Regions from separate parts of the Homo sapiens genome. Here region 2 is linked to region 1. The links are chromatin contacts, found by Hi-C in ENCODE. All regions are on one chromosome and are shown on one strand. Each heading gives the region's core, a stretch centred on a gene start or an enhancer-like site at or near the end of the contact. The rest is flanking DNA. Distances are from core to core; before and after follow the strand shown.

Region 1 (4,413 bases), core at 708-3,207:
TATAAGTGTGCTAAGGGCTGTCTCTGACACACACTCTGCTAATAGATGTTGTCTATTCAAGTACATAAAGAGAGACGAAGAGCAAAACTTTGTGGAATTTCTTAATCAATGAAGTAAACAGACAACCTACAGAATAGAATAACATATTTGCAAATTAGGCATCCAACAAAAGACTAATATCCAGAATCTACAAGGAGCTCAAACAACTGAACAAGAAACAAACACAAATAACCAATTAAAAAGTGGGCAAAATACATGAACAGACATTTTTCAAAAGAAAGCACATAAGTGGCCAACATAAACATAGGAAAAATTTTATCCCATTCTGTAGGTTACCTGTTCACTCTGACGATAGTTTCTTTTGTTGTGCAGAAGCTCTTTAGTTTAATTAGATCCAATTTGTAAATTCTGGCTTTTGTTGCTATTGCTTTTGGTGTTTTAGTCATGAAGTCTTTGCCCATGCCTATGTCTTGAATGGGATGAACGCTTTTACACTGTTATCGGGAGTGTAAATTAATTCAACCATTGTGGAAGACAGTGTGGTGATTCCTCAAGTATCTAGAACCAGAAATAACATTTGACCCAGCAATTCCATTACTGGGTATATACTCAAAGGATTATAAATCATTCTACTATAAAGACACATGCACATGTATGTTTATTGCAACACTATTTACAATAGCAAAGACTTGGAACCAAGCCAAATGTCCATCAATGATAGACTGGATAAAGAAAATGTGGCACATACACACCATGCAATACTATGCAGCCATAAAAAAGGATGAGTCCATGTCCTTTGCAGGGACATGGATGAAACTGGAAACCATCATTCTCAGCAAACTAACACAGGAGCAGAAAACCAAACACCACATGTTCTCCCTCATAAGTGGGAGTTGAACAGTGAGAACACATGAAAACAGGGAGGGAAACATCACACACTGGAGCCTGTCGGGGTGGGGGAAGAGGAGGGAGAGCATTAGGACAAATACCTAATGCATGAGGGGCTTAAAACCTAGATGATGGGTTGATGGGTGCAGCAAACCACCATGGCACATGTATACCTGTGTAACAAACCTGCACATTCTGCACATGTATCCCAGAACTTAAAGTAAAATTAAAAAAGGAAAACATGCTCAACATCACTAATCATCAGAGAAGAGCAAATGAAAACAACGAGGTACCATCTTATGCCAGTCAGAATGTCTATTAAAAAGTCAGCACAGCTGTTATCTTCATTTTATAGATAAAGAAACTGAGTCTGAAACAGGTTAAGTGCATTGCCTAAGATGACATAGGAAGGATTTAGAGAGGTAAAGATGTGAAACCAGAAAGTCTGGCTCTACAGTTCTGCATTATTGTTATACTATGTTGTCCCTGGCCCGGAGCCCCAACCCCTAAGGCAAGGATTCACCAAATTCTTTGATGAAAGCTATGGACCTTCTCTCCCTACAAGTGCAGAGAAATTTACGTTTTTATTTTTATATACTATTTCAAGGAATTCACTTCCTGACCTTCACCACTGCTACAAACCCTTGTGTATTTCCGGTAGGAATCTCAGATGAAAACTCCTAGCTTTAAAGTTTAAATTCCACCATTCTTAAACTCTGACTCGGCCTCAAACCCTATCAAACCCTATCATTTAACAACCCAGCTCTAGAAAAAGTAGGGCGTGGTTGCGGCACTCATACTGCCCTCTATCGCCGCCTACTGGAATGTCCCTGGTAATGACAACAACATCGCCACACCTGTGGCTTAGAGACCTCTTCGCACTTTCAGGGCGTTTTCACAATAAGGTGCCATCATAGCTCAGGGGTATGAAGCCCCAACTACAGAGGGTGGGGAGTGGAGTCCGGCCTTAAGTCTGTGCCGCCAGTCGTTCCAGCAGAGTCCTTTCCGTCATGCTCTGCTGCACGACGTGTACGGGCGACACCGCCATTTTAGTTTTTTATCAGACTGTCTGCGTCACCAGGAACTATGGCCGCAGCCTTTGGAATTCAGCAGAGGTCGCTGGAGTACATCTTTTTCCTCCCTGACTGTGGTCCTAGGGAAATAATCATGAGCCGCATAAGGACGTTTGGATCAATGATGTCAATGATGGACCACATATATGATGATAGTCCCATAAGATTACCATGGAACTGGAGCTGAAAAATTTCTATAATCTAATTATATCTTTTTTTGTTTGTTTTTAAGAAAGAGTTTTGTTCTTGTCCCCCAGATTGGAGTGCAATGGCACGATCTCGGCTCACTGCAACCTCTGCCTCCCAGGTTCAAGCAATTCTCCTGCCTTAGCCTCCTGTGTAGCTGGGATTACAGGCGCCCGCTACCACGTCTGGCTAATTTTTTTGTGTGTATCTTTAGTAGAGATGGTTTTTCACCATGTTGGCCAGGCTGGTCTCGAACTCTTGACCTCAGGTGATTCGCCTGCCTCGGCCTCCCAAAGTGCTGGGATTACAGGCATGAGCCACCGCGTCTGGCTGCCTAATGATATCTTGATGATCCTGATCCAGTGTAGGGCTAGGCTAATGTGCATATTTCTGTCTCGGTTTTTAACAAAAAAGTTAAAAAGTGAAAAAAAAAAAAAGGAAAGAAAAATGAAAGAAAGAAAAAGATAATTTAAGAAATAGAAAAAAAGCTTATAAAAATAAGGATATAAAGAAAAAATTGTGTACAGCTATACAATATGCTTCCCTTTTAAGCTAAGTGTTCATTACAAATGAATCAAAAAGTTTTTAAAAAAGTAAAAAAAGTTACAGTAAGCTAAGGTAAATTTATTATTGAAGAAATAACTTTTTAAAAAAAATTTAGCCTAGCTCAAGTTTATAGTGTTTATGAAGTCAACAGTAGTGTAATGTCCCAGGCTCTCACATTTCACCCACCACTCACTGACTCACCTAGAATTGTGTCTAGTCCTGTAAGCACCACTCATTAGTAAATGCCCTATAGAAGTGTATCTTTTTTTATCATTCATACCATATTTTTACTGTACCTTTTCTACGTTTAGATACACAAATACTTACCATTGTGTTACAATTGCCTAGAGTATTCAGTACAATGACATGCTTTACAGGTTTGTAGCCTGGGAGCAATAGGCTATACCATGTAGCCTAGGTTATGACATCTAAGTTTGTATCATAGTACATGCTGTGATGTTAGTACAGTGACAAAATTACCTAACAGTGCACTTCTCAGAATGTATCTCTGTCGTTAAGCAAAGAATCACTGGAGAAATCACAACTTTCTAACCTGACCTACTTCCTTCGAAGACTGGATACACTGCTTTAGCATGCACATCTTACAATTCACCATTCCTTGACCTTCTAATGTTGTCTTTTTCATGTTGCCTTTTTCTTTTCTTTTTTTTTTTTTTTTTTAGCTGTAATGTTTGCAAAACTCTGGGGTTCTGAATGTAGAAAAACACAACCCCAGTTTAAGACGTCCTCTTCCGATCCCTCAGTTTCTTGCTGTTCATACTTGCCATCTCCATCTCTGTAGTCTTCCTGATTAACACCTTCCAGCTTCAGATCTGGAAGTAGTAATCCGAGCACTGGACTGGAAATCAGATCAGACCTGTTTCACATTTAAAGCTTTGCCTTTGTATTAGTTCTGTGACAAGTCACTTGACCTCTCTGTGGTCTCAGTTTATGAAATTGGAAGGAGATTGGTTAATATGGGAGGATCTCCATGAGCCTTTTCTGTTTTGGTCTGCTAGGATTCTAAAAGTATTCTCTGTTCTTAATACTGTACTTACAATAGAGTCCACCCCAACTTTATTTATTCATACCCAAATAAATACACAACAAATATTTCTTAAATGAGTGTTGCTTTCCCAGTGCCTTTCAATATGCCTGGCATATAATACGTGTCCAATGATATTGAATAATAAATGAATTTGCCTCGTGCCTGTAATCCCAGCACTTTTGGAGGCCAAGGCGGGCGGATCACAAGGTCAGGAGATCGAGACCATCCTGTGAATGGAGAAACCCGGTCTCTACTAAAAATACAAAAAATTAGCCGGGCGCTGTGGCAGGCGCCTGTAGTCCCAGCTACTCAGGAGGCTGAGGCAGGAGAATGGTGTGAACCCAGGAGGTGGAGCTTGCAGTGAGCCGAGATTGCGCCACTGCACTCCAGCCTGGGCGACAGAGCGAGACTCCATCTCAAAAAAAAAAAAAAAAAAAGTTTAAGACCAGCCTGGTCAACATGGTGAAACCCTGTCTTTACTAAATATACAAAAAATCAGCCGGGCGTGGTGGCGGGTGCCTGTACTTGGGAGGCTGAGGCAGGAGAATCACTTGAACCCAGGAGGCAGATGTTGCAGTGAGCCGAGATTGTACCATTTCGCTCCAGCCTGGGCAACAAGAGTGAAACTTCGTCTCAAAAAAAGAAAAAAAAAAACAAAAAAAAACGATTTTG
Region 2 (4,413 bases), core at 839-3,338, 710 kb after region 1:
TAAGACAGAGGGATTCAGCCTTGTCTTTCAGCAAGAAAACAATCAGTGTCTTTTCTTGCTCTATTCTTTTAATTGAATGTTAAGAAGGTAACATACTCCTTCAATTTAAGTTCTGGCAGTCATCTCAAAACTAAAGCTCTTTCACTCCCTCACTTCCTTTTCTACCTACCCAATTCAGCCTAATCCACCCAGCAGCAAAAGCAGCAGTCATGGTCACCAAATATGGCATGACAGAATCGACAAACTTGTGTTCTAATGCTGTCTTGGCCATCAACTAGCCAATCATGGCTTGGGCAAGTCTTTCTTTGGGTTTCAGTTGTCTTCTCTGGAAATGAGAACAAGGAGACTTACCTACTTACCTGGCAAAGTTGTTGGAAAGTGTTGCTAAGCTTTCCAGAGCCTCCCACATAGGAGCTCAAAAGGACCTTGTCTCAGCCCCTGGACCTATGGTTGGAGGCCAGCCAAGCAAGCTGATTAACAGAGTCTGAGTTGGGGATGGCAGGAGAAAAAGAAATGGATTGTTACCTTTTTTGTATCATTACACTCATTGGCTGTCAGCTCCAGTAAGAAGACCTAGATAAGCTGGAGGTGTTCACAGCCTTTTGAATGCACTTTCTGACTTTATTCACCTCCAGAAAGGCTGGAAAGGAGGCATGAAAGGGGCTAAAAATTATTAGTACTTTGAAATTTGTGGAGCCTTATAGACAACATTGCTTCAGTATTAATGGAAGGAGTTAGTGGTTGAGCTGAAACTAGACTGGTATGCCTCTCCAATGGAGTGTATGTAAGAAAATCACATTCAGTTGAGAAATGTTCACCAGACCCATAGAAAGAAGACATAAATATCTATATGGGATGATATTAAGGGAATTTGAAAGCTCTTCTCTTGGTCTGTTATATTACTTAGAATAACATCATTTTTCCCCATATGAAATGCAAAATCCTCTACTGAAGAGCGTCATCAAGCCACTATTGTTGATGCAAAGGATGGGTCAGTTTTTATGGAGGGAATTGGAGGGAATAGACCAGAAGAATTAGGGGTAAGTAGGTGTCTAGGAATCTCTGAACACTCAGAGTGAGCCAAGTACCTGAAAGAAAAATAGAAGAAAAGAAGAAGTCCTCAGGACCATGCCTAAAAATCCCAGACTGCCTCTAGTATGAGCAGGACCTGTCCTGGGTCAGTTACAGGACAGGTCCTGCTGCTTGATGTCTCAGTCCTCCTAGGATAGAGCAAAAAGAGGACTGACCTGGGAGCCCAGACCCAGCTGTGCTACAGATTCTCTGTATGACTTTGGGCAAGTCCCTTTCTTCCTCTTTCTGGACCTCAGTTTCTTCCATATGTACCTAGTCTCTAAGAGTCTTTCAATTTTGAATCTCTAGGAGTCAAAGATTGGACTAGAAAAGAGGCTTTCATCTTTGAGTCATGCCTCTCAGAGAGTGCTATATGGATTACCACCAGCACTCTCCTCTTGAATGTGTTCAGCCCCACCCACAGTTACATATGCAAAGATTACTCTCATCTTCTTTCTTGACAGAGGGCTGACAATCATGAAAATTAGGAATCTAATAACCATGGGTCTCTAGACAGCATCTATCTAATCATTCTTTTCCTCTTTTTACTTTTTTATTTTGCAAAAGGGGTGAAAAAACTGTGTCCTAGATTGGAGAAAGGACTTACCCAAAGATACACATTGGGTAAATGGTAAAACCAGGACTGCTACTCAGGTTTCCTGACTCCTGGGTCCAAAGGCCATTCCACTTCCATGTGACTATCTCCTAAACATCCTGATTGGATAGAAAATATCCTATCCCCTTTTCCCCTCCATTAGAACCTCTAGGATAAAAGGCCAATGGAAGCCTTCTTCCTCCCACCTTTGACCTTAATCCCTGAGGAGGGTCTGAAGAGAATGGGATGGGCAGATCCAAGCCACCCTTGGCTGCCATGGACTCTGCCCCAGCTTGAGAATCCAAGAAGAGAGGGCAAATGGATACCATACCTGTCAGTGGAGTGGTGCCTTGGTCATGGAGGGGACTCTGATTCCCCAGTGCTGAGCCAACCTGCAGGGGCCAGATGGAATTGGGCTTTCTGCCGTGAGCAAGAAGCTTCTGTGTTTTGAAGGGCCCTTGGTGTCTTCAACAGGAAACAGAAATGAGGAAGATAAGACTGAGGTTAGCCAACGGAAATCTGGATGCAAAATGACAAAACAATGCTGTTGTGAAAGGGTCTGCTACTGCAGCAATAGTAGCAGGCCACTGCCCTGCCTCCACCAACTCCCAGCTGACCTTCAACAGACACTAACTTTCCAAGCTGCAGAGAGAGAGAGAGTAGAAAGCACCTGGCTGCCCTAGGCTCTGCCTGTGGGTCAAGGAGGTTTTCCCAGAATAATTGAGGGAAACCTGGAATACCAGAACTGAGACATTATCTAATGAAAAAACCCGTAGTCAAAATTGAGAAACAGAGCCTCTGAGGGATAAAAGGAAATACTCAGTATCACAAAGCAAATTAGTGGAAAGCTGAAATTTAAACCCATCCCCATGGACTCCAAATCACATGTTCTTTCACTCTGCCAGAATGCCTCCTGGTCCTGGAATACCATTTTACTTCCAACTTCTCTCCTGGCATACAGAACCAGCTACATAATTTGCAAGGCCCAGTAAAAAATGAAAACGATAGGCCCTTTATTTAAAAATTAAGAATATCAAGATGATGACAGCAGAACATTAAACTAAGTGTGGGGTCCTTCTAAGCATGGAGCCCTGTGAAGCTGTACAAGTCATATGCCTATGAAGCTGGCTCTGGGGCACAGTTATGACCACAAGCCACATTCTGTCATCTTGGGGCTTGCTGAAGGAAATAAATAAGGAAATTCACATTTATTGGAGTACTTATGATATTCTTTCATGTGTATTATCTAATTTATTCAACAACTCTCTGGTATGGTATTATTATTCTTATTTATAGGTGAGGAAACTGAGGCACACAGAAATAAAGTGACCTGTCTAAGGAAACAAAACTAGAAAATAATAGAGAAGGCAGATTTTTCACTCAGGTCTAACTCCAAATGTTGAGGTTTTCGTCTACTTTCCCACATTGGCTACAAGGAAGGGAGAAGAAAGTAGTTGACTTTGAGAAAGAAAAATTAGTGCCAGACCCCTAAGTTCAACTGTGACCTTCAGGCTAATGAGGGACATGAAAGGTGTGAAAAGAAGGTGGATGGTTTCTTAATGCCTCATGTTTGCAGTCTCCTGGAAGTCCCCACTAACAGCCAGGAAGATGATGAATTCCCATCATGCAGTGCCCTCCACCATGAATTCTGATGGCATGAAGGATGGGAGGGGCAATGCTTTCAGGTTATACTTTGATAGCTTTCAATGACTGCAGTGCCCAAGTCACAGTCCTCTGTCTACACTAGTGGAAGTATGGCCCTGAGTGATAGTCAAGCCGTGGTAAATAATCTTTTCAAGCTATGTACATTCTTATATACTCAGGCTCAAAAGAAAGACCACATTCTGCGAGCCAAGAGCCCTGGGCCCTAGTCCCCACTCTACTACCTCCCTGGGCATTAGTTTCTCCTTTAATCAACAGAGGTTGGACTAAATGGTCTTGGAGACCACTCCAACTCAAACATTCCCTGGTTCCTTTGTGGCTCTTCGTTACTCACTGTGGGCTTCCCCATGGTTGCAGGACCTGAGGCTCTGTGAAAGCCTGAAATAGGGATTCACTTGCACTAACATCACTCTGTAGAAAACTTCCTTCTACCAGAATAATTTATTGGCTCAGGCCTCAAGACCCCAGATCTAGCTTCTAGAAAGATTCAGTTCTTGTTTCTTTTGGTTTCTGACTAAAGCTTGGAGCGGAAGTAGGGTAGTCCTGCGGGCACTTTGCTAAAATGGGACCCCCTTCTTCCTACGCATACCATAGAGATTAAGTTTAGCTACACACGTTTTTTTCTTCCCTATCAATTAGGGTACTCTACTGGCCTTTTAACAGGGGTTTCTGGAGACAATGTGTTTACCTAAAGTAGTAATTAATGGTATCTATTTTGAGTCCAAAGACAGGGCAATAAAAGAGAGCATTAGGAAACAGAAGGCTCTGAAAATCATACTACCTATGCATATGGCCTGAATGCGAGAAAAGGGAACTGTGCTCAGAGTTCCTCTTTAGCCCACAAACACAAAGTATGCTGGGAAGGGCCAAGTTTCCAATAACAGCACAAAGGGGCTTCTTCTTTTTGATCTGTTGTCCAGGCTTCTGCAGAGAGCAACCAAAAGTCACAAAGTTTTCCCATTTTGTATGATTTCTGCCTTGCCTGTGCTTGTGAAGGGAGATGAGAAAGAAGGGAAAATAGTTGACAAGCGGAGCAAGCAGGCAGTGCTGGGGTCCCACACTGCAGACACACTCATTTGTTTCCG

Evidence for each region. Hi-C counts contacts between places; a loop is a spot of excess contacts on that map. Pooled maps may share reads with other maps.
Region 2: a map of GM12878 shows a loop between it and region 1 (4-fold over the local background). The contact joins the promoter of MIR223HG here to the enhancer-like site in region 1. A Hi-C loop is called at or near these places in 2 of 168 maps with a recorded cell type or tissue (GM12878 and K562), 14 of 37 single-sample maps with no recorded cell type and 9 of 50 pooled maps.

What each region holds. Positions count from the first base shown.
Region 1 is chrX:66,726,480-66,730,892 of GRCh38, reverse strand. No RefSeq gene overlaps it. Among named protein-coding and RNA genes, the nearest start is that of EDA2R, 90 kb to the right of the region's middle. Within about 2 kb of position 1,957, at least 9 of the 41 ENCODE cell types and tissues checked have a DNase peak (open chromatin) inside an H3K27ac peak, as active enhancers do.
Region 2 is chrX:66,013,136-66,017,548 of GRCh38, reverse strand. It overlaps MIR223HG (MIR223 host gene), which reads right to left and starts at 2,088. Exons shown (of 3, transcript NR_170299.1): 1 at 1,998-2,088; 2 at 360-484. RefSeq lists an enhancer at 4,230-4,299.